7 separate regions of the Mus musculus genome follow, and regions 2, 3, 4, 5, 6 and 7 are each linked to region 1. A link is a loop called in an ENCODE intact Hi-C map of the cell type or tissue named here. Cell type or tissue: left cerebral cortex. All regions are shown on one strand.

Region 1 (4,000 bases):
GCAGCTCAAACTTCTTCCAGATGTCCTCCCCCGGTGGGGTCGAGTCGGGACCGCCGAAGTAGAAGTCATCTTCGTCCGGGTAGAAGCAGGGCTGCAGTGAGTCAAACTCGAGGTCTGGGTTCTTGCAGATCATCCCCGGCATGGTGGACGCGGTGCAGCTGGGCATGGGTTCGCCTCTCTTTTAATATCTCCGCTCTTTTTAATATGGGGGAGTGCTTCCTTCCCGTGGAGAGCAGCAGAGTCGCGCCAACCTCCAACTCTACAACCAATAGGCAAACCAAGAGAGAATGAGCCAAAGGGGTGGGTTGGTGGGGACAGGCAGTGGGAGCCCCCAATCTCTTCTGCAAGCTCCCCACAGCTCTGGAAGGTGGGAGAAAGTTGAGCGTCTCCCCTACTCCCTCCTTTTGTGTACAAGCTGTCTAAGACTGGGAGTGGGAGGGGGCTTGCAGATGCAGGGGGTGGTGTGGCTCTCTGCAACTTTGGAAACTGCCGTTTCATTCACACAAGGCACTGCCTGGGGGAGGGGGGCTGTTCAAGCTGCAGATCTCAGCTCTTACTAGCGCGACTACCCCACTTGCACTAGTTGCTTAAAGGAAGTCCTTGCTCTCTAGCCCAGCTACCAGGCATGGGATTGAAGTACCTTTCATTCCCCTTTTGCAGAAATGCGATCACGGGAGCGCAAACGCTAACGGGGTTCAGGAAACTTTATTAATTATTAAGGGCCTTTCTCCAGTCAGACCAACAACAGGCAATTACATACAACCCTCTCCACCTAGACCTAGAGCCTCAATCTTGGCAGATACCCTTGGTACTCATCGCTGCCTATACCTATACCCTTTCCATTCCCCTTCCTTCAGAGACCTCAACCTCTTCAACAGGCGGGGGGAAAGGCTGAACCCCATCCCTAGGAATGGTGCAGGGTCGCCGGCGAGAATCGCGTCTCCTAAGCCGGAGCAGCCGTGACCTACATTATCACTCAGGCACCTAGCTTCGCCTAACCCCTTTTCCTTCTTTCCCCGCGGCACCTTTTGGAGAACCCCAGCTTGGGGTGGGGACGCACCGGTTCCCAGTCACCTCACACTCAGACAAATCTTGTGGAGCCGGGCGAATTTCTTTTCGCTAAAGCTATTTCTCTGCCTGGGCCAGGGCTGTAAAAGGGATTAGGGCGGGTCTCTTCCAGCCAGGGTGCCTTCGGGTGCTGAATAGGCTTTTCAGGAAAAAAAAAAAAACAAAAAACCCAGATGGTTTTGTTTCGGAAGCAGACGCGGTGTGTTGCCCCCTTACCCCCTCCCCCAGAAAAGCCCGGCATATTTGGGTGCAGGGTGCGGAGCCGCGTCCAGGGGCTTGCCTAGCCGCAGCGCTCCGCCGTTCCCCGGGCGCTCGAAGCTTCGCAAGTACCGCTTCTTACCTCCCGCAGACTGCCGGGGATCCGGAGGCGACTCGGGGCTGGGGTCTCCGGGTGGGCTGAGGGAGCGGCGGCGGGAGGGGGTTGTCCTCCGGCGGCTGCAGTGTGTGCGCGCTTACGCCTGGCTAGCGCTCGTTCGGCTCCAACCCAGTTCCCAGGAGCCCCCCGCATCCACCCAGCGCGTCCAGACAGATGACTGTCACTGGCTGCGCTTTGAAGCTCGGGGGATATTATTAACTGAAAAAATCTGACACACCCGGGGGGCGGGGAGAGAAGGGGGCTGTGGCGCAGACGAGGGGGAGGGAGAAAGGCAGAGGCAAGAGGCTTTTCCCCGCCCTCTTGATTTCCATAAAAATCAGGGGAGGCGCCAAAGCCTTTCGCGCCAAAAGCCATTTGCTTTTCTCTTTTTTTCCGACTCTCTCTCTCTCTCTCTCTCTCTCTCCCTTCCCTCCTCCCCTCTTCTCCTCTCCCCCTCCTCCCCTCCTCTCCTCTCCCCCTCCGTCCCTCCCTCTCTCCCCCTCCCCCCTCTCGTTTTTCAGACTGCAAGCAGCAAAGCTGGGAAACCCGAGGAGTGCTTCCCCCTCCCTTTTGGACCCCCTGGCTTGCACCCGCTGCACTCCGTGTTTTTTTTTTTTTAAAGGTCGCTGGGTGTGTTCTGGGAATGGGAAAAGAGGTTTCTAGCCCAGTCCCTGCGTGGACTGCGCGCGAGTGTATGTTTGTGTGAAAGATGAGCTCCAGGCTAAAGTGGAACAAGGCCTGGTCGAGGGGCTGTTCGTGTGTGATCTCGAAGGAAGGCGACACAGGAGTGCAAAATGGGAGGCCGAGGACGCGCCCACGTAGAAACAGACCGCAGGAGGTTTCTAGTTTCAAATTGAAAGGAAGGGGCGCCCCCCTTGTTTGAAAATAAATAAGTGCGGGCTACGAGGGTGGCGCCTTACCGCTTTCTTCGGCCGAAGGCGACACCTCGCGGAGACCAAGCAGAAAGCGGAGCCGCACCGCCCAGCCTCGGAGCCCGAGTGGGGCCACCCCCGCGAGACAATTAGCGAATCCTTGCTACCGCGGAAGGGATTGTGAAACGCGTGGAGGGACGTCCCCTGAAGTCGCGCCCACCGTTCCCAACAAAAGCCTTTCCGAAGCCAGGGTTGAATTACGGACCGCTGCTTTCCTTGCCCAAATCACTGACTGCTCTGTATACCTCGAGTTCCTACGGATGGTGACATCAAGGAAAGCCATCATTAATTTGGCCTCTTTGTGTCCCATTTGCCTCACTTACGAGCTGGCGTGAACAGAGAGAGCGCGACATCTTATTTAGACTAGAGCAGGGTGCGTGTATTCTTTCCTCACAGCCGTGGGCACATTTCCCTCCCTCCCCATCCCACAGCGTCTCACTTCTGTCTAGGCAAGCATGCTAAAAGGTTTGTTTCCTAAATGTGGGGCTAAAAATAAATGCTCTTGCCCCACAAAACTTTCCAGGAGTAACCTGGGTCCCTGGGTGAAGCCCTTTTTCAACACACATTCTCAGTAGGGTGGGATTTATCCTTAAACCCTTAAGCTTGTTTGTGGGGAAGCGTCTCCATTTCCCTCTAAATTGAAAATGACACCCCTCATTCACCTCCAGCGAGGAAGAAGAGAATGCCTAGAGAGTCAAGGTCAAAATGTGTATTAGCATGTGTGAAAGTCTTCCCATCTGTCCCCGAATGCCTACATAATTCTGGGGACTGCGGCAGGTTCTAGGAAGTAGCCGTGAATGAGGGTGAGCCACCCTTCCAAGGCCTTTCTTATTGGGCTCACATATGTAAAACCCATTACCTTTGCAAAAGCCTTTAACACCCTCATTTTCACACCCCTGGCCTCTTCCAAACCGAGACCTCCCGCTGAATTCTCCCTCAAGATGCTGGCTCTCTGAAAACTTTGCCTCAGATTGTAATTATACATACACAGCAGGGGCTGTATGGTAAGTGTTCCTGGATGCCGCTGGAGGTAGGCTCCATTGAAAGGAACCCTTTTAGACAGCCAGATCTGGCAGGTTAGTTTTGTTTATTAGTGGCACAGTGGGGGAGAGATAGGTGTGGCTCCCAGAACCTTTTCTTTTTGTTGTTGCTTTGGGGGGGGGGGGAGGAGAGGTGTTTCTGTTTGTTTTTTGAGCCGAGGTCTCATATAGTCCAAGATGACCTTGAACTCTATTTTTATTGAGGAGGATGACCTTGAATTGATCCTCTTGCCATTACCCAAACTCTGGGACTACAGGTCTGTGCCACCACATCTGGCTTCTAGAATCTTCCTCAGAACTTCAGCAGCGGACACGTAAAGGACACTTTGACCAGCCTACTAGAACTCCCTCAAGCAGCAGGGGACTGGGAAAGTCGGCTAAGATGGCCTGGTTAGTTATGGATAAAGTTCTCTCTCCACACCTGTGCTCTTCACTCTGCTAAAAGATAAGATGTTTCAGAAAAGAGGGGACAGAGAGAAGGTGACCTGGTTACTTGCTCTATATGCCTCTGAGCAAATCGTTTATCTTCCTTGGACCTTAATCTCTAATCTCCGGCTCTTAATGCAAACCAGCAATTACTGAAATTACCAGCAAGTCTGAATCTG
Region 2 (4,000 bases), 620 kb before region 1:
CTGTGCACTGGCTGATTTTGTGTATCTACTTGTCACAAGCTGGAGTCATCAGAGAGGAAGGCACCTCAGTTGAAGGAGTGCCTCCATAAGATCCAGATGTAGGGAATTTTCTCAATTAGTGAACCAGAAGGGAGGGTCCAGTCCATCATGGGCAGTGTCATCCCTGGGCTGGTGGTCTGGGGTCAGTAAGAAAGCCGGCTGAGAAAGCCATGTGGAGCAAGCGAATCAGCAGCTCCCTTCCATGGCCTCAGCATCAGCCCTTGCTTCAAGGTTCCTGCCCTGCCTGAGTTCCTGTCCTGGTTTCCTTCCATTGATGATGAAGCGTGAGGCAAAGTGTAAGCCGAATAAACTCTTTTTCTCCACAGCTTGCTTTTTGGTCATAGTGTTTTGTCACAGAGTAGAAACCCTGACTAGGACAGCGTGAGACACTGGTAATTGAGAGAAAGAATTGAACACATGACCTGTCTCAAAAGCAGAGTTCTGGGATCTGTTGGCTTGAGTGCGGAGTATAGGATCTGTGGGATCTGTTGGCTTGGGTGTGGGGTATGAGATGCATCAAAGTCAGGTCAGCATCAGCGCCTTCTACAGAGCATCTGGAAGCTCACCCAGTTGCCATCTACTGAGCTAGGGAAGACTTCAAGGGCTGGTTCCAAGGTAAGAAATGGAGCCTTTCTTTATGGACGGGTTAAGTTTAGGTTCCCTGGGAGAATCTAAGCATCGCCTCAGTGTGTGGACTTTAGGGGACGAGGACACAGTGAGTTACAAGCTGGGGTGTCATCAGAGATCTCATTTAGAGTCCTCATAGATACCCCCTGTAAAGAGAAATCATCCCCATTAGTCAGGTCAGAATTCAGACGGAGATGCCAGACTTAAGGGAGACGCCAGTCTTAAGGGAGATGCCAGACTTAAGGGAGATGCCAGTTGTGGCAACGGCCACTCAATGCTTGGCAGCAGTGAAGTCATCAGTTACTCAGAGTGAAGTGCAGACCAGGAAAGGTTAAGTGAATGTTAATGAAATGCATTGATTAAGACTGTCGAACTAGAAAAAGGCTGCTCTGCTGTTTCCTGCAGGGCCTTCCTGGATCCGAATACTACTCCAAGGTGGGGCATCACCAACGGCTGGTGAAGCAGTGTGTCCAGGGACATGTACAGAGCTGTCCACACCAACACATAACACACAATGATGCCATGTCTAAAATAGAGATGGCAATAGTGTTAGAGAATCTAGACACCAGGAGTTAAGGTCTCTGTTCTGATCAAAACATGATGGCATTACCAGTAGGCATTGTATTTGCCTCTTCTGACTCCATATCAGTGATGTGGCCATTTCTATCCTATTGAAAGCAAGCAGAGAAGACCCTTTGTATCACCCTCACCACGTGTCAGGCAGGTACTCGATATTTAGTATTTGATCTCAGAGCAGCTAAATGAGTGGCATGAATTCAGATTATAAAACAATATTTGAAGGATTATATGACCTATCAAAAGTGCTGAAGCTAGTACCGGTTGTAGTTGCAGGGTTCCTATTTCCCAAAGTTCACACCCACCCAGCTTTTACAGCAAAGGGCAAAAAAGAAATTGAGGTCCTGAGCATCCTTCAGGTTCAAGTCTCAGCATCCCTGGCCTGCAGTTCCAGATATGGCCAGCAGAGGGAGCCGTGCACCGGGCTTCTGGGGCTTACTGCCCGAAGCCATATTGAATGAGCAATGTCTGCTGTGCGGACTCTGTGAGATCTAAATGTCTCCTTGGCAGGAAATTCGCAAGGAGCAGGACGGGGTTGTGCAAACAGCCTTACAATGTCCGTTTGTGTGTGAGCACATGGCTTCTCCCACTTCGCCCACAATGCTCTGTTTTGGGGGAGGATAATGGGCCTCTGTGGACCCCTCCGCCTTGTCATGCAAAGGGAGTGACCTGTGTTTGTCATAAATGGGCTCTTGTATGATTAATAGCTCTGTGAATGAGCCCAACGCAGCCGTTCAGCGCCCGCCTTCCCCTGGCGGTGGTCTGCGTCGGCTTTCTTCCCACCGCGAAAGCAGCTCCTGCAGATTTTAACTGAAAGGAAAAGGACTTGCTCCCCCTGTGGCTGCAGTCCTACAGATGCAAAGCAGGGGGCACACACAACTAGAGTTTGCTTTGGGGATGAACAGGGGTCCAAAGACAACCTTGGACCCTTGACCAACATTCTCTTATGTGTGTCAAAACTGAAAGGGAACACTTTGTTTTTTATGGACAAGGAAAACCCAAGAATCTAGAGTAGAATGGCACCCCCCTCCCTCCTCCCCGTAGGCTCCAAAACTCGAAGTATTTCCAGAAAGTGATTACCCTTTGTTTTAGGATGTTTGTTTGTTTGCTTGCTTGTTTGATCTGACCTCCCCTGACTCCGCTACCCTCACAGAGCTTGGTTTTTGGTGGTGGCGGCGGTAATGTGCGTGTGCGTGCGTGCGTGCGTGCGTGCGTGCGTGTGTGCGTGTGTGCGTGCGTGCGTGCGTGTGTGTGTGTGTGTGTGTGTGTGTGTGTGTGTGTGTGTGTGTGTGTGTGTGTGCATGTGCGCGTGCGTAACCTGGCTGTCCTGAAACTCACTCTGTAAACCAGACTAACGTCCAACTCAGAGATCCTCCTGCCTCTGTTTCCCCAGTGCTGCGATAAAAGGCCTGGCTTTTCCCACTCTTTCTTAACAGTGACTGTTGGGTTTGTTTGTAATGAATGCCATTGCCTTTATTTTCAGAGGCTACATAGCTAGTATATCTGATCCATTTCAGAGCATGCCAGTAAAGCGCTTGTCTGTCTGGACCCATGCATGATGCACGGGTGCAGACAGGGTGTTACTGAAATGAAGAACTCGCTGCAAATGCATAGGAAACAGCCTCTTTAAAATGCAAAGCAAGAAAGATTGCTAATTCTGCCTGGGGCTGGGGCTGGGGGTGGGAGTAGGGGTCTTTGAGGGTGTTTTGGCTGCTAAGTTAGGCCCCTCACAGGCTGAGGGGATAGGGTGCCAGTGGCAAAGAAAGCACAGAGAAAAAGAAGCAAGAAGGAGGCAGAATCGTGTGCCAGGTTCATATTTCTATGAGCTCTTCTGGGTTGGAAATTTAGAAGGAAGCTTTGGACCAAGTTTATGGGCTTTTAGGACACCACAGTATCTTGAAATATTTGTGCTGAAATAGCCATTGTTGAGCCCTGCTGATTCCTGACCCTGCTTGCATCCTGGGGTCTCACTCAGGAAGTAGCCCCAGGTCCCATACACACAGCTGCCAGCTCAGCTCCCAACCCCCTTCCCTCTCCTGGGCTTGCCCTGCCCGGTCTGCACAGCTTGCTTAGGGCTCATGCCAGGGTTTTTAACCTTAAAACATTAGTTTTGTTTGTGGGAAAGAGGGTTTCAAATCAATGTGATTATTCCTTTCAGGGGCAAAGACCCTTTTTCGATTCTAAATTCTCAAATGAGATTTCAGTACTTTGGGGATTCTACATTCTTCAAACTCAATGGAGCGCTAATGTTTCTGGGACTGTAGTATTTGCAATGAATGGCTTTTGAAAATGTTTTGATGCTTCTGCAATGTTTCGGGTCTCAGAGACCCTTTCCTATGGTACTACCTTTCCCTGCACGGTTGCTGCTTAGCTCATGTTGCGCCTCCTGACAGGAAGCTAGAAACCCCAAGAAAAGATTGGGGGTGAGGTGGGGGACATGGATGTAAAGTGTGAAGACCTAGGTCTGATCCTCACATACTAGTGAAGAAGACAGATGGGGTGGTGCATGCTTGTGACCCAGTGTGAGGCCAAGATAGGTGGATTCTGGGGCAGGCTGGCCAGCCAACCCAGCCTATTGGCAAGCTCCAGGTCAGAGACCTTGTGTCATATAACAAGGTGATGGAGCCTGAGAAATATGGTACTGGTTCCCACATTTACATACACACACACACTCACACTCACACAGAGAGAGAGAGAGAGAGAAACAGACACTCACACACACGTGCACACACACACACACAGACAGACAGACACTCAC
Region 3 (4,000 bases), 520 kb before region 1:
TTGGGAATAATTTGGCCTTGGGTCTAGCTCCCAAATATCAAATATCCCAGCAAGTATCCCATGGCTCTGGCATCTTTAACATCTTGGGGTCCCCACATCAACTTTCAACTTCACAGCTTCTTGTTTCAATGTCTGAGATCCACACAGACTGAATGTCTAAGGGGATCATTACTTCAACAAGATTTCTGGAAAGCCATCACATAGGCTCTCCTGGAATGGCAGTAGGATATATAGGGCACAGACTAAACACAGCCCAGGGTCTCAAGAGCATACAATGTATGAGACACAGGACCTGAATCTGGTAAAGGACAGATTGATATAGGCTGAATCACAGAGGATACTAGGGATAAGAAATAAGCCCTCTTTGTTTGCTGAAATGGAGGGGCACATTCAGAGATTAGGACAATCATCGAAGTCTATACAAATGACTGGCCCAGCATGTTCCAAAGTGGCCTGGCTACAAGGTACAGCAGGGTTAAGACACAGCTGTGTTAGTTAGAGGAGGGGAAGTCAACTTGTGCAACCCTAGTTCTTGGCAGCCACAGGGATATTGTCAGTATACTATAGAAAAGAGGCTTCAGGGAAGCCCAAGATGCAGAGAACCAGTGGGGCACTGTCTATTGGGAGAGGGGAGGGACAGAGAGTGGCTCTGGGCAGGGGAGGGGCTGGGGGAGAGACCACCACAAAAGCCACATGGCCACAGGGTTTCTGTAGCTCTTTGTGCTAAGACCACCTGAGCATGTTTCACTATCCTCTAGTGTGCATATCACCTCTCTCAAAAGAACTAGTTTAATTTATTTATTATTACTGTGGGTGTGTGCTCATGTGCATGGGTGTGCATGATGTGGGAGCAAGAGTGGGTATCATACTGGCCCCTTCACATACCTGTGGAGGTTGTCAGACAACTTTGTGGCTTCAGTTCTCTCTTTCCACCTTTATGTGGGTTCTGGGAATTGACAGAAGTAGTGGGGCTTGCCGAGCCATCTCTGTTCTCCCATGAGTATCTCGTCAGGGCTGAGTCATCTGTCTCCAGCATCCTGGACTCCCAGGGAGTTCCCACTGTATTTTTTTCTGATGGCAGAGGGCTCTCAAGGAAGCACCCTTCCCTGCATCCTGGTTTGCAACTGATGTCACGTGGGAAAAAAATCTGTTTTATTAAACTTGTGTAAACTGTCTGTACATGAACCTACTCAGCTATTTTTCAAATTTGTGGTCTTGGTAAATGTCATAGAAGGCAATGTTAACACAATTCCAGGCATACCCATTTATAGTTGGTAAGACCAAAGTGGTTGCTCTCCCACCCCCCAGCACACACATACACAGAGAGAGAAAGACACACACACACACACACACACACACACACACACACACACACACACACACATACACACACACACACCACATTTCCAGACCATTCCAGAATCTCCCTAAGTAGTTTCCCACCCAGACTCAGAGGGGCTCAGCCCGAGCAAATGATGACGTCACTCTTGGCTACCCTGGGACTCAACTCTGAGAAAATATCTATGGCTCTTTCTGCCTCGATTTTCTCAGCTGTAAAATGGAGATAATAACCCTGGCCATGAGCCTCAAAGCCAGAGTCTAAAGGGAGCTGCCTTTGCCTGGAGGGTGATGGAGCCCTGCCTTTGTGGGCAGGATAATTTGGCAAGTTTATGGAGCAGGCTCTTTTCTCAGACATCCTTTCTTCTTGATCTTGACCAGTGACTCATCTCTTCTGATTCACATGCTCAGGCAGGGTTTTACTGCACTGTTCTTTCTCTTGGTTGGCTTGCCCTTCCCTGCAAGCAGGACCAAGGAAGGCCTTGTGGACAGTTCCTAACGTTAAGTGACACAGTTAGGTCTCTTGGGGTCACTTGATCTGGCCAAGGTCACACAGGAAGTAGAGGCCAAATGCACAGATTGAACACTTGGTTCTGCCCTTTGTCCTGTCATAATTTGTATTAAAATCTTTAAGCCAACCCTCCAAAGCCTCAGTTTCTCTCCTTGTTTGTTAGCGACCATTAAAAGATGGAATTTGATTGGAGATAGAACGCCATCTCAATAGAGAGAGAGAGCCAAGAGGGTGGGCTTGTTGCCACTTCCTCTCTAACCACAAAACCTAAAGGGGGGTCTGGGGAAGGCTGAGGTGTCAGCTTGCCCGCTGCTTTCTGGGCTTCACCCAGTTACCCCTAGATGGTGCTAGTGCACTGAGCAGCGCCCCGGCACGCCCTGCGTAGCTGCTCCGGCTTCTGAGCTGCTGCAGACGCCAAGGCGGCGGCAGGGCAGGGACAAAGGAAGCCGCAGGGCGCGGTGACCCCACGGCTCACGGGGACCCATGTAACGCAGAGCTGTGGATCACAGCAGAGGGGACCCCTGAGCCATCGGAAGGGGAGGAGATGGAGCTGAGCTCTTTAGCAAGTGGGTCCAATAGGCTACAGCAAGGACCGTCTCCTTCCTACTGGGCCCAGATCGGCTTTCACTCTGGTGATTTGCGGATCCATAGACGTGGGCTATAGAAATTATAAGATCAGTGGCTATTGTGAGAGTCTGTGGGCAGCAGCAAAGTTCATTCACTGCCATCAGTCTTCCCGTCTGTGAAATGGGAATGGAGCCTCCCACTCGCCCCCTCCACTCTTCCACTGAGTGAGCGCTTTGCACCCCCCTTTGAAGGCAAGCTGCTGCCCACCCACGAGTGCTGAGCTCAGAGATCTCCTTGAGGAACTAAATTCAGGCTTTCTCTGGAGGAAGCTCAGGGCAGACACCAAAGGTAAGCAGACATGTGCTTCAAAGCAGATGGATAAAGGAAACTCCACTGGGAAGCTGTTTTTCATGGTACCTTGGTAAAGGCGCGGCCACCTCACATGTGGTAATGACTTCCAAATGAGCAATGAACACCAGTAGCTAAGCATGGGAGGCTTTTCCTACAGTCCGTTCTTCACTTCAAGCTTGTCCATGGGCATCTTCAGCTCCTCGCCCTCACGTGAGGCAAAGTCATAGATGATGGTTATAAGAACAGTTCGGAGTTTGATAGATTCGAACTTTGTTCTATCCCCTCGCAACAGGTTGGCCTTTGGTGGGCTATCTATCCTCTAGTTTCTATTCTCCCATCTGTAAAGGTGGAGATTAAAGTTTGCATTTACATTCCAGAGTCTGGCTAAATGCTGGAGCCAGCGAGCTATTAGGAGTTCAGCAAAAGGATCCTTGTCAGCCTGTTGGATCATCTTGTTACAGAGTCTTAGAGTTGCCTCCTTAGCTTTGGGGTAGAGCCTGGCAGGCACCAAGGGGCACTAGACTACGTAGTCCCTGATGTCACCTCTACCTCTCTCACAGTCTTTCCTTTCTGGTAACTTCCAGTCCATAAGAGTGTGTGTAATATGTGACTAAGGGTCCAGACTACTTAAAATCGTCCAGACTGTATTCCATTTGCTAGATGTGTGATCAGGATGAGTTGCCTGCGTTGCGGTGACTTTATCTGTAAACTTTGGTCAGAGCACCACTATGTGGTGTCACAGGTAAAACCAAGCATGTTAACATGAAAGAAGTTATTTTTTTCTGTCACAAAATCCTCCAGTGTACTTTTAGAGGAGCACAGGACTCTCTTCTAACCATTCCAAAAGACCAAGGCTGAGAGTCATTCTAGCAACTCCAAGAGTTGGTTGTTGAAGACCCCTGAGATAAACTATAGAGGGGCAAGAGATGAGAGTCTCCAAACCCTATTCAATTGGCCACTCAAGTCACATGACACACAGAATTCAGGAGGAGGCTGGGAAATAGTCTTAGCTATGTGCCCAGAGAGAAGAGCTGGATGACAGGATTCAGTCACCCCTCTCACAACACCAACGTCAGGAGGTTGTTTGGAGAATGAAGATAGTCTAATGGTTCATGAGACACTTAAGAACAACCCGCGCCGCAATAGCTACTCTTTGTTAATATCTGCTGTTATTTTTATTGTTATTATTCTCTCTTGTAAGTGTTCTAAAGATGTAAGCTGGGAATCTCACTT
Region 4 (4,000 bases), 260 kb before region 1:
TGAAGATGAGGCCAAGCTGGCCAATAGAGACTGTTGGGAACCACACTACCCCCAGGAGTACAGATTCTCTTTGCCTTGCAAGTACTCTGCAGCCCGGCAAACTGCTGTGGTCCAGAGAGGTACAATGAGTTCTAATAGCTATGTGGCTGAATGAGTTTAGGAGAGGTCGGCTAGCGGAGAGCTCGACTCTATGAAAGGTCTCCAGCTTCCTTTGCTTTGGGACTCCATTTCAGCAAGGTCTCTAGGCTGCTTGTTCCCAGGGCCTCCTGGGAATTCTCGAGTCCACCAGAGCCCTTGCCTGCTGTCCTAGGCCAACAGAGATAGAATGCCTCCACGAGAAAAGCACTTGGGCTCCATCTCTCTGTCTGGAGCGACCGAGTCCCTCTGTTTCACCCTTGCAGCCTTACCTCACCCCCACCCCCATTGTTTGAAGGAGACGGTCGATGACTTTTTCTTATGGTAGAATGAGGTCACAGAGTGATGCTAACCTGCCTCACAAGCTATGCTTGCTCTCCTATTGATTTAAAACGTCACCAATGCCATGGTCGAGAACAGCCTAACAGGACAATTAGAATTTCCTTCTTAAATTGTAGTTGCTGCTGCTGCTGCTGCTAGTGTGTGTGTGTGTGTGTGTGTGTGTGTGTATACAAGGGTGTGTGGAGCACACACACAACGAATGTGTGCCTCCTTCCACCCTTATATGGGTCCCAGGAATGGAACTTGGGTCATCAAGCAAGTGTGGCAAGCACCTTTATCTTCTGAGCCATTTTATTGGCCCCAGGATTCTTTTTTCATCCTTACAGTCCTATTAACAATCCAACACTGTTGAAGCTCTGAAAGAGTCAATGGCACCCAGTGTCGTCAATCCAGGAGCATCATATGAGTGGTCTCCAAAGTCAGTGCTTCTCAGCACACCTCCAGTAGGTGTCTGTCTACACTGGTCATGCACGATATGGCTTCTGGACCTGTATCTAACTCCTTCCCTTTGTTTATATGTTAAGGACAATTTCTTCAGATAAAGAAATCCATCTGAAATTCATAAATACCAAGCAGTACATGATGCATAAGAACAGTCACCAGCAATCTGTTAAAGCCACTGAATTCCGTGTGCATTTGCATGTATGTATGCGCATGTTCATGTGGATTCAGGCACACTTGTGTACATACCTGTTTATGCGTATATATGCAAATGGAGCTGGAGGTTAAAGGGCAATCTTCAGGTGCTCTCTACATTTTTTTTAAATGGCAGATAGTTTAGCATTCTGCAACTTGCTGAGGGGGTGGGCTAAGAAGTCCCAGAAACCCACCTGCCTCCTCCCTAACACTGAGATTCCAAGTGTGCACAACCACACCCAGCTTGTTTTTAATGTGAGTTCTGGGAATCATGTCCTTGTGCTCCCAAGGTAAGCGCTTATTGATGAGCTATCTCCCAAGCCCCTCGACTGAGTTCTTAAGGGACCACCGAATGGCTAACTCAAAAGCAATAATTGTGCCCAAAGACGTAAACTCTGACCCAGAAGACAACGCTTCTCAATGTTATCAAGAAATCTCCGTTGCACAGACAAGTACTGAAGAGATCCGGCTTGGCTCAGCAATAGCATTTGTCACCAAGGAGTGTATCCTCCTTTCTGCCTATCAGAAAATGCCTGCAACCTCACCTCCAAGCACAGGCATAGGCAAGCACACATACACACGCACACGCCCCCACTCACACATACACACACTGTGGAAGCTAGCCGGCAGCCCAGCCCACTTGATCTCTCTTCAAACCCAGAGAGCCCTTGCTGACTCCACAAACCCTGGTCTACACCCCGGCTGTAGGCGGCTCTTGACTGGCAGAGCTGCAAGCCAGGGTATCTTTGTAGGGAACAACACCCTGCCAGGCTAGACTGTAACCTGCTGATGCGGTGTAACCTCACCAGCACTGTGGAGATGCCACATCTGGAGTCTTTCCCGGGATTTTCACTCGAGTTCCGTTCAATAGCTACCCTGTCTTTGGTGTGTTAGCACGTTGATGAGGCTGGCACTCTGTTCAGACATTCAGCCTATCTCTTTCCCCAGGGCTGCGTGACTCCCGTGACTCCTCCCCCAGACACAAACCTCCTTTCAGCCGCGCTGAGACTCTAAGCCCTCTCCCCTTCAGCTAAGAGCCATTGTATCAGCTGTGATTTATGTACAGGCCTTTGTTGGACTCCTGGTTTTGACAGTCTCTGTGTTGTCGAATGGTAATAATTACGGGGCCTTTCATCCTTTATTTACGGGATTGCTCTGGGGGAGAGAGGCCTGGCAATGGGGTGGGGGAGTGCGGGGGGGGGGTGCCGGGGGGTGCCGGGGGGTGCCGGGGGGAGAGGCTCTTTTTCTGAACCTCGATACAGAACCAAAGGAGTAGGGGTGCTTTGGAAGTTATAAATAGCAGCTCAGAGAATAAAGAAGTCACCTCTGCAGGCTAAGGGAGCTTACAGAGGACAAAGGACTCCGAGAGCTGGGAACACTGTGCTGCTTGGAGACTGACAGGGCTAAATCGGGCGTTTCCAGGGTCCTGCCCCTTGTTTTCAAGCAGCAGAGTTTCATCTGAACTCAGGTCTCTGACTGAGGTGACAGGGATGTAGCTTCATTTCACTCAGCCTGCGAGGAAGCCTCCTCTCTGCCTGTGGGGATGTCCTTCCCTACCTCCACAAGCCCTTCTCAGATAGGTCTAGAGCTTTCTGAAGCTCCCGTATTACCCAGGGCTCACTTGTGAGTAGCCTAGGTCACATGGATGCTTCTGGACAATAGGAGTGGACAGAAGGATGCTGGGACTGGAGGCCAGGTGCTCAATGGCGATTAATGCTCAAAAAGACACAGCAGAGGAAAATGCTAGACCAGCAATGAACTTGAATGTGCGAAATTAACCTTAAAGTCCTGAGCCGCTAAGATTTCTGGGTTTATCTGTTCCTGGAGCACAGTCACTTATCTGATCAGCTTTGTAGCTGTCCAGCTTGGGCATAGAGATACCAGGGGCCATCCACTACCCTCAGAGTGTTCTCAGTCTGAGGGAGGAGGCAATATCAGGATAAATATGAGGGATGGCCACAGTGGAGGACTAGCACTGTGTGAACACAGAGAAGGTTATCTTGCCAGATCTGTGGTACCAGGAGTGCTCCCTGGAGTCAAGTGTCTTGTGAGGGATCTCGGAAAGCAGGTCTCAGGCAGTGGAGCAGACATAGCCGTGGGGACTTGGGGCAGGGAAATAACAGAGGACTGGCATGGACAAGAGTGGTGGTGCTGTCATGGACAACACTGCCAGGAACTCCAAGACAACCTAGTGCTGACTCACTGAGAGCCCCTGGACCTGGGGAAAGGAACAATTAGTACAGCTGGTTTTCGTGGGCGCTGCCAACGACTGGGGAGGATGTGGACAAGAACATGGATGTGGATCATACGGAGAATAAGGATGTGGGGATGGGGAAGCACAAGAAGACAGAGCACAGATAGGATGTGGCTGTCAGACTGGATGTGGTCCAGGGGGGATGAGAATCACAGGGAAGGATGCGGCCCATGGGGAGGATGCAGATCAGAGGCAGAACAAGGATCAATCAATGATGCTTACAGTGTATACAGGTAAAGCACAGACCTGTGGATCTCAGAGAGGGACGAGCAGCACATGTAAGTGCTTGGTTATCAGTTGCCACTGGCTTCAGGGAGCTGAACTTTTTGCTCCTTCAACTTCTGAAGGCCAGAGACCTTATCCAGGAAGACAAATGATAAAAGATACCACACATACCTGAGCATCATAGACTGCAGCTTTCTTACCTTATCTCCCATCTGAGTACTAACTAAGACCCACCTTGCTGAGCTTCCAAGAGTGGGTGTGTTCAGGATGGATTGCCAGCTTTTTCTCTTTCTCCTTGTTCTAAGGAATTCTGAGTGACTTCAACACACACAAAGACCTAACCCTACCCGTAGCCATGTGAACTTTGAGCCACCTTATTTTTGAATAGCCAAGTTCCTGAATGACTTT
Region 5 (4,000 bases), 160 kb before region 1:
CCACTGGCCTAGAAGAATTACTCTTAACCTTAAAAAAACTAGTGCATGTCACATACATATCATTGAGTTCAGACAGGTTCAGAACAAAATGAAAAGCTATTTCCTCTCTGCCCAATCGAACCTCAAAACTGTCAGCAGAACAAAGGCGATCAAGATCACCCCACCTACTACCACATCTTACAGATTTATGAGTGAACAAGCAAACACCGTGACTCAGGAGGGGCTGTCTCAAAGTCCATCTTGTTGGTGACAGTGAAATTAGAACCAGGGTCCCCAGGCTTTCAGTTTAGAGACTTTTCATTACCTCCAATGTCAGATTTTCCAAAGGAGCCTCAATTTAAATCACAGCAGAATTAAAACAAAGAAAGCAGCAACTGAGCCACAAAAGAAAGCTAAAATAAATCAGTAAATAACCCCAAAGAGAAGTATAATAAGCAAAACAAAAATAGAGAAACTCACGACCTTGGGGCTTCATTCCGAATTCCCATGAGCTGCAAATGAAAAGTCCTTAAATAAAGACCTACTTTCCACTGAGTTGAGCTTTAAAATAAAAGAAAATCTGTCACTGTCTTCCTTTGTTTTCCATCTATTTATTTATTCATTCATTCACCAAGCGTGTTCTAAACACTTGCACTGTGCCAGATTTCAGTAGACACTGAGGACGTTGACACAGTCACTGCCTGGGGAAACTGAGCTTGACCCGTACCTGCAGAGCTGAGACACAACACAAAATATAGGAGGGTCTAGCTATGTGCTCTGAGGATGGGGACGGGGACAGGAGGGGACACAAAAGTAACTGAGATGTGTCTACAGATGTGTCTACTATCTATTGTCTCTCATCAGATATAAGCAGGAGAGAGAAGATTGGGAAAGGTGAGGGAGGCAACTGGAAACATTTGCACCCTAGATGAGCACTGCTTTCCTCCCACCCAGTTCTGTGACTACGGAGTCAAGCTATCCACAAGGGAGATGCTGTACAGTGGAAAGGCAAAGGTGGAGGAGCCATGATAAGGCCAACTTTCCCCCTGGTCACTCACCCACTTCCAGGCTCAAGGCGTTTCAACCCAAGCTCCCACTGAGGAAACAAGGCCATCTACTCCGAATGACAGAGTAGATGCCACTCACAGGCATCTCCTATCCAGACCGTGTCAGCACTGGGGAGGCAGCTGTCCCTGACACAACAACTCTGTTGCACATGCTAGGCATATGAAGAAAACTCGGGATGGTGGGGAGGATTTACATCACCCAGTAGAAGCTGTCCGTGGATTCAAACACTTCTAAGGAGGATTAAAAGAATGACAAAGGCATATGACCGAAAATGTCTTAAGACATTTATAAACAGGGCTCAAATTTTCATTTTTCTGGTTTTTTTTTTTCCTTTTTCAACAAGAGTTTCAACTTCAGAGCCAGACACTCCAGTGCAATTTTTGTGAATTTTGTTGTTTTAAATCTACTCAATGTTTGTTGCCTGTTTGACCTTGGAAGGTATCCTGTGATTAGCCGGGCGTGGTGATGCTCACCTCTATTCCCTGAACTCAAGAGGCTGAGGGAGAATTTCAGGTCTAACCAATATGAAATTTGTTGGAGATTTTACTAGATATTTTTTAATTAATCAGTTAATGTAATGTGTACAAGTGTTTTTGTCTGCATGTATCTGTGTACCATGTGCGCACCTGATACCCTCAAAGGCCAGAAGAGGGCATCAGATCTCCTAGGATTAAAGTTGCAGATGGGTGTGCGCCAGCATGTAGGTACTGGAAATTGAACCCTGGTTCTCTGAAAGAGGGGCCAATGCTCTTAAATACTGAGCTATCTTTCCAGCCCCTGAAACATGCTTTAGTAGAGACATTAAGCGCAAGGATTAGGAGGAAGAGAGACACTCAGAAAGAACATAAGTCATGACCAAGTGTGACTGCAGGCTTCTCAAGGGAAAACTGCAGTGAATTATTTTAGCATTATTCATATACATTTTGGAAGCATCTTCTCCTTTCTCTCTCTTTTGATTGGTGAGACAGACAGACTATTCAGTGGGTCTGGAGAGGCCTTGAACAGGACAAAGTAAAACCAGGAGCCACTAGGTTGCACAAGCAGTTTTAATATGTACCTGTATCCAGGGTTTCTGGTGAGATTCCTAGGAAACTCCAGACTTAACAGCTGGGTCAGGAGAAAGCCCTTAAGCGATTGTTAATTGCACTGAAACTCTACCTTCTCTATGGAAAGAGGCTTAAATTAGTCTCCAAGATGAAGGGTTCCTTTTCCTTCTCATGGTCCTCCAAGTGTCTTTGTGTTTCTATCCTGTCTTAGAGAAAGACACCCCCACCCCATCCCACCCCAGAGTAGGGATGCTATGACTTACTTTAGAGAAGAGATGGAGAATTCTGCAAGCAAGGCGAGTGGGGATCAGAAAGTCTTCCTGCTTCTCTAATTTCCTCACATGCTAAGGTGACGTATGTGTTTTGGGGTAGCATGTTCTGAACCCCACCACTATTGTCTGAAATGAAGAATATGGAGGAAAACTTCCAGAGTTTGAATTATCTCTTAATTCTCTTATGACCTTTGCAAGTTTCTTTGTTGTGTCCCTGTTCCCTCTAGAGTAAAATGTAGGTAGTGCCCTCCAAGAATTAGTAGGAATGCTGAGGTGACGTGTCGACACAGAGCCTGGTGCACAGTAGGCTCTTCTGTGTTAGCTGCAGGCACTGTTGATGGCTCCTGACACCCATTGCCTCATCCAAGCCAGGTGCTGCGGTGCCAGCTAGGATCTAGAGATGAGCTGAAGGTGCCCCAGGGTCTCTCCGTGGTCCAGTAGACAAGATGGTGCTGATACAGATAATCACATGCTGTGACAGGCTCCTAGGAACAAGGAAACCCAGTCCCACCAACAATATCTCAGAGCAGGTGACTTCTGAGGAAACTTTGAGAGTAAACCGGTCCAAGCAGGTATAAAGGTGAAAGGGCAATCAGTCTCCAGTGCGGAGCAGAGGAGAGACAGGGAGAAGAGTGGGACACTTTGGAGCTGCCAATGGCTCCAAGGCTGCAGAGGGGAATAAGGCCTGAGCCTGAATCAGCTCAGGAAATCTGGACTTGAGCTTTATCCTGAGAGTGCAGACTGACACTTCGGTGATTTCAAACTCACCGCCAGATCTGAGAACTTGGATTCATTCCCAAGAGCAGAGTGTTCTCGAGGGTCCTTGAGTCCCTCTGAAGCCATTTGATTCTCCCCAGATTGTAAATTCCCTGGGAGATAAATTTTAAATTTGCTGTTGTGGCTCCCCTGGGACATCACAAAGAGGGGTCGGGTGGCAAGAGAGAGCATCAAGGTAAGCGCACCAGAGAAGCCACAAGCCCTTCCTCACTTGGGCTACGTGCAATGCTCAGGGGGAAAAGAGCTCACAAAATACAAATGATATTTCAAACGTTGGTGTCATGTGCCTTTAATCCCAGCAGAGGCAGGGAGATCTCTGTGAGTTCAAATGCAGCCTGGTCTAGAGTGAATTATAAGGTAGCCAGGGTGACACAGAAAAAAAAAATCTCGAAACACACACACACACACACTTATGTGGGAGAAGTAGGTGCTGTATCAACCACACACATAAAGGATCCTAAGCCTCTTGGTCCAGCACTTTTGTGTGCCTTACCCTGTCTCATTAACCCACTCTCATTCTCGGGAGAGCCTTTCTCTTTCCCAGTAAACTATCTCTATTTGTGTTGTTGCATGTTCCTGTATAACTCTTTGACCTGGGAGACTGGAGTCTTCAGATTTCAGTGGGTGCTTTCCAAACTCTGATCCACATTGAGAACAGCAGGACACGATGCTTAAGACAATCCTTTTCTTCTCTTCTCCATCTCAAAGGCCTTGTCGCCTGGCAACCTCTCAGCTTAGTGGTCTCTCACAAATAGGTCCCAGAAAGCACGATTTAACAAAACATATCAGCTTTGTATCTCTCGATTCTACATGTTCACATGAAAACAATTTTTTTAAGTGCAGGTGATGTCAAGGCTA
Region 6 (4,000 bases), 200 kb after region 1:
GGAGCAACCACCTAATAAGTTGCTTTAAAATTTTCTTTTTTTCTTCCTGGGCTCCCTGGGCTTGGGTATCAGGAAGATTTAGTAGAAGAAATAAGTGTACACTAGAGCTAACTATTTGACAAGATGGGCCACATCTCATTATAGACATGCTGGAGAAAGGCACACAGCTGCATCAATTTTTTTTTTGATGAATCAAAGGAAGCCAGACAGGGCCTTTCCTGGGCTCGGCATCTACAAGAATTTTGATACTTGGACAAAGAACTGTTAGATGGTCCAATATGAGTGTGATGCACATTGAACCCAACATTTTGTGACCACGAAGTCAGAGTCCACAGCCCTTTGAAAAGGATGGGAGGAAGCCTCGCCTGAGAAAATTCCACAGCAGCTGTGTACGAGAGCATCTGCCCACCCATCCAGTCTGAGAGACAGGGGGAAGCAGTGCAGGGAGGAATAGAAACTTTTCATCTGTTTGAGTCCCATGTAGGTCAGTAGGAACAACATGACTGCCAGCTAAATGCCGTGTTGGTTAAGTTTTTAGACACGGGATAAAGGATGACCGGGTCCTTACCCATGCTGCCTTGTCAGGTCATCTTTGTGATCATCGTCCCCAAGGATAAATGAACAGCAAACTGGAGCTCATTCTGAAGCCATGTTCCAACTCACACACAAGCACAGACCGTTCCCATCAGAGCGGGGGTGGGGGGTGGGGGGCATGCTTGTGTATGTGCTGGGTTGCATAGTGACAAACACTAGATGGGGTCAGTCTTGTGTAAAGGGGGATGCAAGCAGTATGAGCCATCCTCTGTGGAATGTAATGTCATCACAGATGACAAGTTCCCATCGTGGGAGGCCTTCAAGTATAAGCAGAACTTACCAGAGCAGGGTGGTTCCTTTAGCATGCAAGGAAGGCTTAATAGATCATTTCACAATAGCTTATATAGACTTCGAACCTGACACATAGTAGGTATGCAGAAATAGTTTTAAATATACTTACAAATGATTGAGCTACTTGGTGAGTTGGCGACTGAGTTGACCAGGAAGCCAAACCTCCTCTGGTGCCTGGAGGGCTTTCGTTTGCCTCTTCACCTCTGTGGCTACCATGAAGATCAAATTAAAGGAAACTTTATGTTGTGAAGTTTTGATGAATGGATACAGCTGTACTTTGAAAGAAAAACAGACAGCGCCGCAAAGAACCCAGATTGTCTCATTCCCAGCCCTACATGCAAGTCTTAGGATGGCTATCATTCTGTTCATAACAGTTCTGACAAGAAAGGGACCCCCAAAGAATTTGGCTCTAACCCTTTCAAGGAAAAGACATGGAAGTCTTCAAAGGCAGATAAAGTAATTTATATTTATACGGAGTCAGAAAATTCTCTCTCTCTCTTTTTTTCTCTCCCTAGTTCCCACAATTTAGATTGTTAAAAGAACCATATTACAAAACAAAACACTCTAAATAAAGAGAGGAAATCAATCTTAGTTCAGACCTTGTTTAAAGAAATCATTTCAAATCCCACACAAGAAAAACATACACAGACCCTGATAAATGCCTGGGAAGCCAGTGTGCCTGGGAAGAGCGTGGAGCCAGAGGGACAGGGCAGAAACACAAGAGTGCTGAGCAGAAACTTGCAACCGCCTTCTGATGCCTTTGGTAGTAGCAGGGCAACCTGGCAGGAGAGCTCAGGTTTTGTCCAGACTAGACAGGCATCCAGGCTCAGTGAGGTTGACAGAGGAGACAAAGCTCTGAAGCTTCCTGGAGTTGGTAACAGGACCCAGAATCAGGAGGTCAAAGGATATGGATTAGAAGCCTTTAGGGAGCCTTGGAAATTTTCTGGAAAAAGAAAAAAGTTAGTGGTGGGAACAATTATAGAGAGACCTGAGGTCATGTTCTTGTTCCCACCTGCGTGAGACCTTGGTCTGTCTGTCTACCTGTCACACAGTTGAGGATCTCAGCCTCTGTGGGGAGAAACATATCCAAGCTTCTGTGTGAGTGAGCGCTCCTGCCAAGAGCCACTGAGACTCTGGATAAGTTAAACCAAAGGGATTTGGGTAGAGGATGCCAGGAGTTTGCATAAGGACAGCAGCTGAGGAAGAAGTAGAGGATTTCTCAGGATCAGGCACAAGCAGGACACGCAGCAGCCTGGTCCTGCCTGGCCTGTCCAACATTGCCAAGCAGGAACTGCAGCCCACCCTTGTGCTTCCCGCTGTGTTGTGACAACAGGGAAGGCCAGCTGATGTTCGTCTATTGGTCTTGGTGTGGATTTCCAACAAGAGCACACACTCGGCAAATCATTTTTCTCTCACAAAAGATAGGAGAGAAAGGAAGGGCTGTTAAATATGGACAGTGATAAAATAACCATCAGATGCTGTCCCGTTAAAGAAGCCAGAGATAATCCATTCGGTCCCTCAGTTCGATATTTTGTTAATCAAATGAACCAACAAGAAAGATAGATGTCCAATAGAAACAACAATTTAGGCTGGATATGGTGGCACCTGCCTTAATCCTCCATTTTGCAGGCAGAGGTGGATGGATTTCTGTAAATTTAAGGGCAACCTGGTCTACAAGATGAGTTACAGGATATCTAGAGCTGTACATAGTGAGACCCCCATCTCTATATAAATAAATAGTAAACTTCTCTCTTTTAGGCTATTGTATTATGGAGTAATTTGTGAAAGCGTGTAATTATATTATTTATTTATTTTTAGTTAGTTAATTGGGGTTTTTTGTCTTTTTTTTTTCTTTTCCTTTTTTATTTTTGGCATAATTTTGCTGCATAGCTCGAGCTGGCCTTGAAGCCATTTTCTCCTGCCTTTGCCTTCTGAGTATGTGAGTATTGTGAGTATGTACACCACCAAGCATAACTGAAAGGCTAATAATTGATTTTCTATTAGACATCTTGGTGTGGTATGTGTGTACTGTGCACAGAAGAGGGACTCAATCAAGTGGGGTGTGTGTGTGTGTGTGTGTGTGTGTGTGTGTATGCAGGGCATGCATGCCATGGTACATGTATGGGAGTCAAAGAACAACCTGGGGTGTCTGTACTCACTTTTCATCTTGTTTGGCGCAGGGACACTATTTTTTGTTCACTACTACATATGGCAGGCTAGCTGGTGTGAGCTTTCAGGGGGCTCTCTTGTCTCTGCCTCCAGCCTCCCAACAGGAACATGGAGGTTACACACACATGCTACTACATGCAGCTTCATGTGGGTTTGGGAGATTAGAATGCAGAGACTCACACTTATACATCAAGTACTTTGCCACTGAGCCATGCCCCCAGCCCCTCCACTGGCAGTTCTTAAACAGAAAACCAAAGAATGTCGCCTTTTACATCTGTGCATCTGGCAAGAATTTGAAAGCTCTGATAACATCAAGTGTTGGTGAAGATGTGGAGCGAGGAGAACTCAATTAGATTGCTGCAAATGCACACAACCACTTTGGAGGACAAGTTGCCAATATCTAACAATGTTGAAAATGGATCTACTCTATGAACCAGATGTCGCATTCCCGAAATACATGTATATATTTAGAGGTCTAGTGAATACACCGAAGCCCACGCACAGGCATGGGTGACTCACAGACAGCTTAGAGCCTCTGTGTATCCTTGCAGGATCTTTCTGCAAAGGCATCCAGTTGCACAAATAGTCACAGATAAGCAGGGATGTTTATTTTCTAGGGTTTTTTTTTTTTTTGAGTGGGGTGGACAAAATGGAATGCATCTGTCCTTTAGATTTTCCATGACTTTAGAAAAATGTTCTAACTCTCACTAACAGACTGGGACATTATTGTAGTTACAGTGTGCACGTGGTCAAGAGTATCGCACAGGTTTGCATTCACATGTGTGTGGTGGCCAGAAGGAAATCTTGGATGTCATGCCTCAAGAGCTATTCACTTTTAGAAGCATTTTTGTAGATTATTTTATGTGAGGGTTTTGCCTGAATGTACATCTGTTGTACCACATGTGTGTGATGACCATGGAAGTAAGAAAGGGGCATAGGATCTCTT
Region 7 (4,000 bases), 770 kb before region 1:
CATCTCAAACTCACAGCAATTGTGACAGCATGCAAGAGACCTGCCTAAGCTCAGTCTAAATGGAATCTCAGTATGGAGGACAGGATATCTGCATGGAATCCCACCCCTGGCAGAGGAGATATTGGTAGCTGAGGAAAGAGGGAGACTCGATTTTCTTTAATGATGTGGCGCCTGGTAGGTTGGCCACACTCCAGCGCAGGCCCTCTTTCCAAGAGCAGTAGGGCGACGTAAACTAGATACGATGGAGAAAAGAATAAGTTAATAAATATAACATCAAGTATTACAATGATACAATTAGTGAATCATTGTAAGTGAATGGAGAACATTGAAGGAAGATGGGGCAAGTACAGAATGAGACCAGAATGTCCAGCTTCGTCCTTCCCATGTGAGCCACGTGTGTTTGAAGAAGGCTGCCAATGAAACAAAGACCATCCTCACTGAGGATTAAGGGAGGAAGAACCTCTGGTCTGGTGCCTTTTGTAAATAGACAACCCATGCCCAAGAACAGCTGCACGAGAACAGTATGTCAGCCTGGCTGTGGTGCTGCACACCTTTAAGGCCAGCACTTGGAAGGCAGAGGCAGGTGGATCGCTGTGAGTTTGAAGCTAACCTGATCTACAGAGAATTCCAGAATAGTCAAGGCTACACAGAGAAGCCCTATCTCAAAAAAGCAAGCAAGCAAACAAACAAAAAACCCAAGCTGTTTTGTCTAGTGTATATTGCCAAAGGGAATAATTAAATAAATTAACTTTATTCAATAATTCAGAATTCCATCAACCTATGCCACCTTCAGTTTTCTTCTTCAGTCTGACTAAATGTGTTCCCTCCAAAGTCTCCCTATGCAACTACCAAAGCATGCAACTGCCACCATAGACGCTAGGATGGATCTCATTGGAGCTAGCCTGGGAACATACCCAGAAAGGACATCTCCTCCTTAACGAGAGGTGACATAGTGCCTGCCATTGTTGTGACAACGTTTTATACTTATTACTTAATTATTTAAAAAGCTATGCAATGTGCATTTCTAGTCTCACCTTACACACCAAGAAGCGGTGGCATAGGGACACATTGCCTCTGGCAGAATGTTCTAGATTTGGGTCCATTGTCTCTGTCTCTCTGAATGTGGAGCTTACTATGCTGGGTAGTCAAAAGACATAGCCACAGCTGGTGTGTCATGGATAGCCCCAATGATAGAGACACAGAGATGTTAACACCAGGGCTCAGAGAAGTGACTCCAACTTGGTAGGGTGGTGAAGGACTTTCTGGAGGAGACGAGCTGGTGTGAAAGTGGAGACTGGCAGTGCCATAGCCTGGGATTCACGTGAGTTATAAATCAGATTGTGCCTCTGGCCTGGCTTCCTTGCTCTTGCCCTGGTGTGCTCTTCCTGGCCACTAGTCTATCACCTCTTGAGTCTTCTCCACGATGGGACCTGCCAATCTCACCCCAGACCTACAGCCTCTACACACCTCTCCTCTACCTTCCCTGAATGTTCTCCCTGCTTTAGTGCAATCCTCCTTGACCATGCTCATGGGCCTCACTTAAACTTGTCCTCTACCAAATTGCCCTACTTATTTTCTTCAAAATACACAATAGTGCCTCAATTGTCCTTCGACCTGTGCCTCTCTGTCTCTCTGACTATTACTTTTCATTAGACTGTCAAGCCCTGTGAGGTTGTTTCTATGCAATGTGTTCACAGTTCAAATTCTACCGTCTAACTTTTGGACCAGCTCCAGGAGAGCTTTGGATGTGTCCTCTGATTATTTGTAGAAGACTTCCTGTAGCAAGTAGGACTGAGATGGAGCCCAACCGAGGGAGATTTAGAGGGAAGATGCTGGTCTTCTCTTCCTCTGAAAGAAAGCAAACATAGGAAGGACTTCATGGCAGGTGTCCCAAGATGCTAGAAGGAAAGAATTTCAAATCAGTAACCAACATGCCTGTTCTGCCTCTTCAACTTGTCATACAGACTGAGAAATTCCCTCTCCCCTCCCTGGAATTGGCTTCATCTGAGAAATAAGTGGGTGGGTCTCTAAACAACTCTTTAGCACTCAGATTATAGAAGGTAAACTTTCAGCATCCTTAAAGGCCTGATACCACACACACACACACACACACACACACAACCCTGTTGCCCTTCAGCCAATCCTTCAGGGACAGTGGGACATCTGCTGAACAGAGCCTCATGGCCATTACAAAGCCAGGGTTCTTACTTCATGGTCCCTGCGAATTGCAACTACTCCATTTGGCCACCAGGGGGCATCACTTACCAAGACACTGCAGTCCTCTAGAAGGTCGTTTGAATGCCCTTGAAGCTTGACGATCTGCAAAAATGTAACTCAGATATTTTGCAAAGGCGGTAGGGTGCTAGCTCCCAGGGGATGAGAAGGAATTCACACATAATCAAATATCAGAGAAAAGTAAAACGTGGGGAGGAAGCTAAGGAAAACCGGGCTCTTCACAGTGTTTGCACCACCCGGCTTGGTGGGGGTGGGGCTAAGCTCTACCTCGGTACTTATTCAGACCTAACGGTCCCCCACACCCCCACCTCTGCCTCCTTGACCCTGCACTACCCAGTGCAACCTCCTCCCACAGCTGTGAACTCCAGGCCAGGAGGATGTTGCAATCTTTGTTTTGAGGGGAAACACACACTCACAAGACAGTTGTTTCTCTGACCCATGGGGTTTGGCCTGTGAGCCCTGCAGCTGTTTCTACAGGAGCTGAAGGCAGACAGGGCTAGAGAGACAAAGTCGGGAGGCCATCTCTTCAGAACCTGGGTCTGTCTCTCACAGATTCATCAAATTGCAATGAATTCTTCATCTGGCCAGGCCTTCAGGAGACAGAGTGGTCCCATTTCCGGTTACCACCCGATTAACAGGCAGACAGAGGTGACTCATAGGTACGGTCAGATGATAGAGGGAGGACAAATGGCCCACCAAGAGGAGGGCAGTATACTCTAATTCTGCTGGGGGCTCAGATTGGTCAGGCTCCTGTAGCTGCATGAGTGGAGGAAAAAGAAATAAAAGGAAAGAATTTGACCCCCTCCTTGGAATGGTGGAGGAGAAAGGTTATTGTAGATAAAAGGGAGAGCAAAGCCAGAGGTAGACACATCTGGGCAAGTCCACAGAGGTAATGACTCTGAGCCTTGTGAGGAGTGGGGGAGGGGAAGGAAAAGGATAGTGAGGGGGAAATGGTTCAGCAGCCAGGAGGCCTAAGGAATGAAAGGGGCAAGAACCAAAATGGCTGGATTATTCAGAGAAGAGCCTCTGGGGGAAGGGCAGCCCAGCCCCTGGAAAATTCAGACTGTAGGGCAGAGTATGCAAGGATACCCTGTAACAGGTAGGGACTGAGGGATGCTGGGAGAAGAATCTGGCTGTGGGGTCGCTTTGATATGTTAAATAAGCACTATTGGCCTTTTGTCCCAGAGTTTGCAGCTTAAGGGGGGTGACACAGGAGCTGAGAACAGAACAGAACAAGGATGTAGAGAACAAAGGCATCTGGCCATTAGAAAAAGCCGGAAGCTCAGGAAGGGGAGAATTTCCATATAACTGGGACTTTGGTGTTAAGAGAAGGGACACCTGGCGCAGAGACAGGGAGGTGCTGAATGGCCAGCAGAGAATCCCTGTGTGGTACTGGAAGGTGGTCCCACATTACCTGAGTGATGGACAGTTGTCATGGTGCTCTAAGTAGGAGAATTGCAGAGCCAATCTTGTGGTGGTGGTACAGAGATGGGTGATAAAGAGATGGGTGGTTTGAAGCTGCTTAGGGGAGGGCCTAAGCCAAACTTACAGGTTGCTGTTCTACGACGGCTTGAAGATGCCTGACCGAGGGCTGTGGCCACAGAACCAGAAGAAGCCTGAGAAGCATTGCTTACCAGCAACGTCAGCCAAGGAAAAGCCAATCCCCTTTCTTGGTCAAAGCATCCTTCTGATAATGCCATGGAAGAGTGACCCTCAGGATGCAATGCATGTGTAAATTAGCCTGTGTTCTCTCCAGCTAACAGAC

Evidence for each region. A loop is a pair of places that touch in the nucleus more often than their neighbours do. Peaks named below come from ENCODE experiments on the same cell type or tissue, not always from the same donor. Only the 100,000 strongest peaks of a DNase experiment are listed, where the experiment ranks them.
Region 2: a loop joins it to region 1, with 10 times the contacts of the local background. A loop is called at or near these places in 15 of 42 quality-filtered maps.
Region 3: it touches region 1 in a loop (6-fold over the local background); 30 of 42 quality-filtered maps call a loop at or near these places.
Region 4: it touches region 1 in a loop (2.2-fold over the local background); 6 of 42 quality-filtered maps call a loop at or near these places.
Region 5: it touches region 1 in a loop (5-fold over the local background); 25 of 42 quality-filtered maps call a loop at or near these places.
Region 6: it touches region 1 in a loop (8-fold over the local background); 11 of 42 quality-filtered maps call a loop at or near these places.
Region 7: it touches region 1 in a loop (4-fold over the local background); 8 of 42 quality-filtered maps call a loop at or near these places.

What each region holds. Positions count from the first base shown.
Region 1 is chr12:12,940,228-12,944,227 of GRCm38, forward strand. It overlaps Mycn (v-myc avian myelocytomatosis viral related oncogene, neuroblastoma derived), which reads right to left and starts at 1,609. Exons shown (of 3, transcript NM_008709.3): 1 at 1,409-1,609; 2 at 1-259. The coding sequence starts at 166. RefSeq lists an enhancer at 2,380-2,408. In left cerebral cortex, a CTCF peak has its summit at 2,358; DNase peaks (open chromatin) are centred at 52, 289, 506, 1,064 and 4 more places; H3K4me3 peaks cover 2,621 bases; H3K27ac peaks cover 2,000 bases.
Region 2 is chr12:12,322,064-12,326,063 of GRCm38, forward strand. The region is part of intron 2 of Cyria (CYFIP related Rac1 interactor A); the gene reads left to right. Among named protein-coding and RNA genes, the nearest start is that of Gm34407, 35 kb to the left of the region's middle. In left cerebral cortex, CTCF peaks have their summits at 1,641 (motif pointing right) and 1,861; DNase peaks (open chromatin) are centred at 23 and 1,663; H3K4me3 peaks cover 390 bases; H3K27ac peaks cover 1,158 bases.
Region 3 is chr12:12,418,804-12,422,803 of GRCm38, forward strand. It overlaps Gm34489 (a long non-coding RNA gene), which reads left to right and starts at 2,238. Exons shown (of 3, transcript XR_381260.2): 1 at 2,238-2,764. In left cerebral cortex, a CTCF peak has its summit at 2,189; DNase peaks (open chromatin) are centred at 1,012, 1,747, 2,223 and 2,656; H3K4me3 peaks cover 411 bases; H3K27ac peaks cover 318 bases.
Region 4 is chr12:12,678,743-12,682,742 of GRCm38, forward strand. No RefSeq gene overlaps it. Among named protein-coding and RNA genes, the nearest start is that of Gm34637, 11 kb to the left of the region's middle. In left cerebral cortex, no CTCF peak of the experiment used is centred here; DNase peaks (open chromatin) are centred at 1,829, 1,995, 2,718 and 3,046; H3K4me3 peaks cover 1,057 bases; H3K27ac peaks cover 1,096 bases.
Region 5 is chr12:12,780,036-12,784,035 of GRCm38, forward strand. No RefSeq gene overlaps it. Among named protein-coding and RNA genes, the nearest start is that of Gm35104, 16 kb to the left of the region's middle. In left cerebral cortex, a CTCF peak has its summit at 1,673 (motif pointing right); no DNase peak of the experiment used is centred here; H3K27ac peaks cover 211 bases.
Region 6 is chr12:13,137,346-13,141,345 of GRCm38, forward strand. No RefSeq gene overlaps it. Among named protein-coding and RNA genes, the nearest start is that of Gm38686, 13 kb to the right of the region's middle. In left cerebral cortex, no CTCF peak of the experiment used is centred here; DNase peaks (open chromatin) are centred at 2,065, 3,519 and 3,895; H3K27ac peaks cover 212 bases.
Region 7 is chr12:12,174,188-12,178,187 of GRCm38, forward strand. No RefSeq gene overlaps it. Among named protein-coding and RNA genes, the nearest start is that of Gm34348, 28 kb to the left of the region's middle. In left cerebral cortex, a CTCF peak has its summit at 2,254 (motif pointing right); DNase peaks (open chromatin) are centred at 1,777 and 2,298; H3K27ac peaks cover 1,071 bases.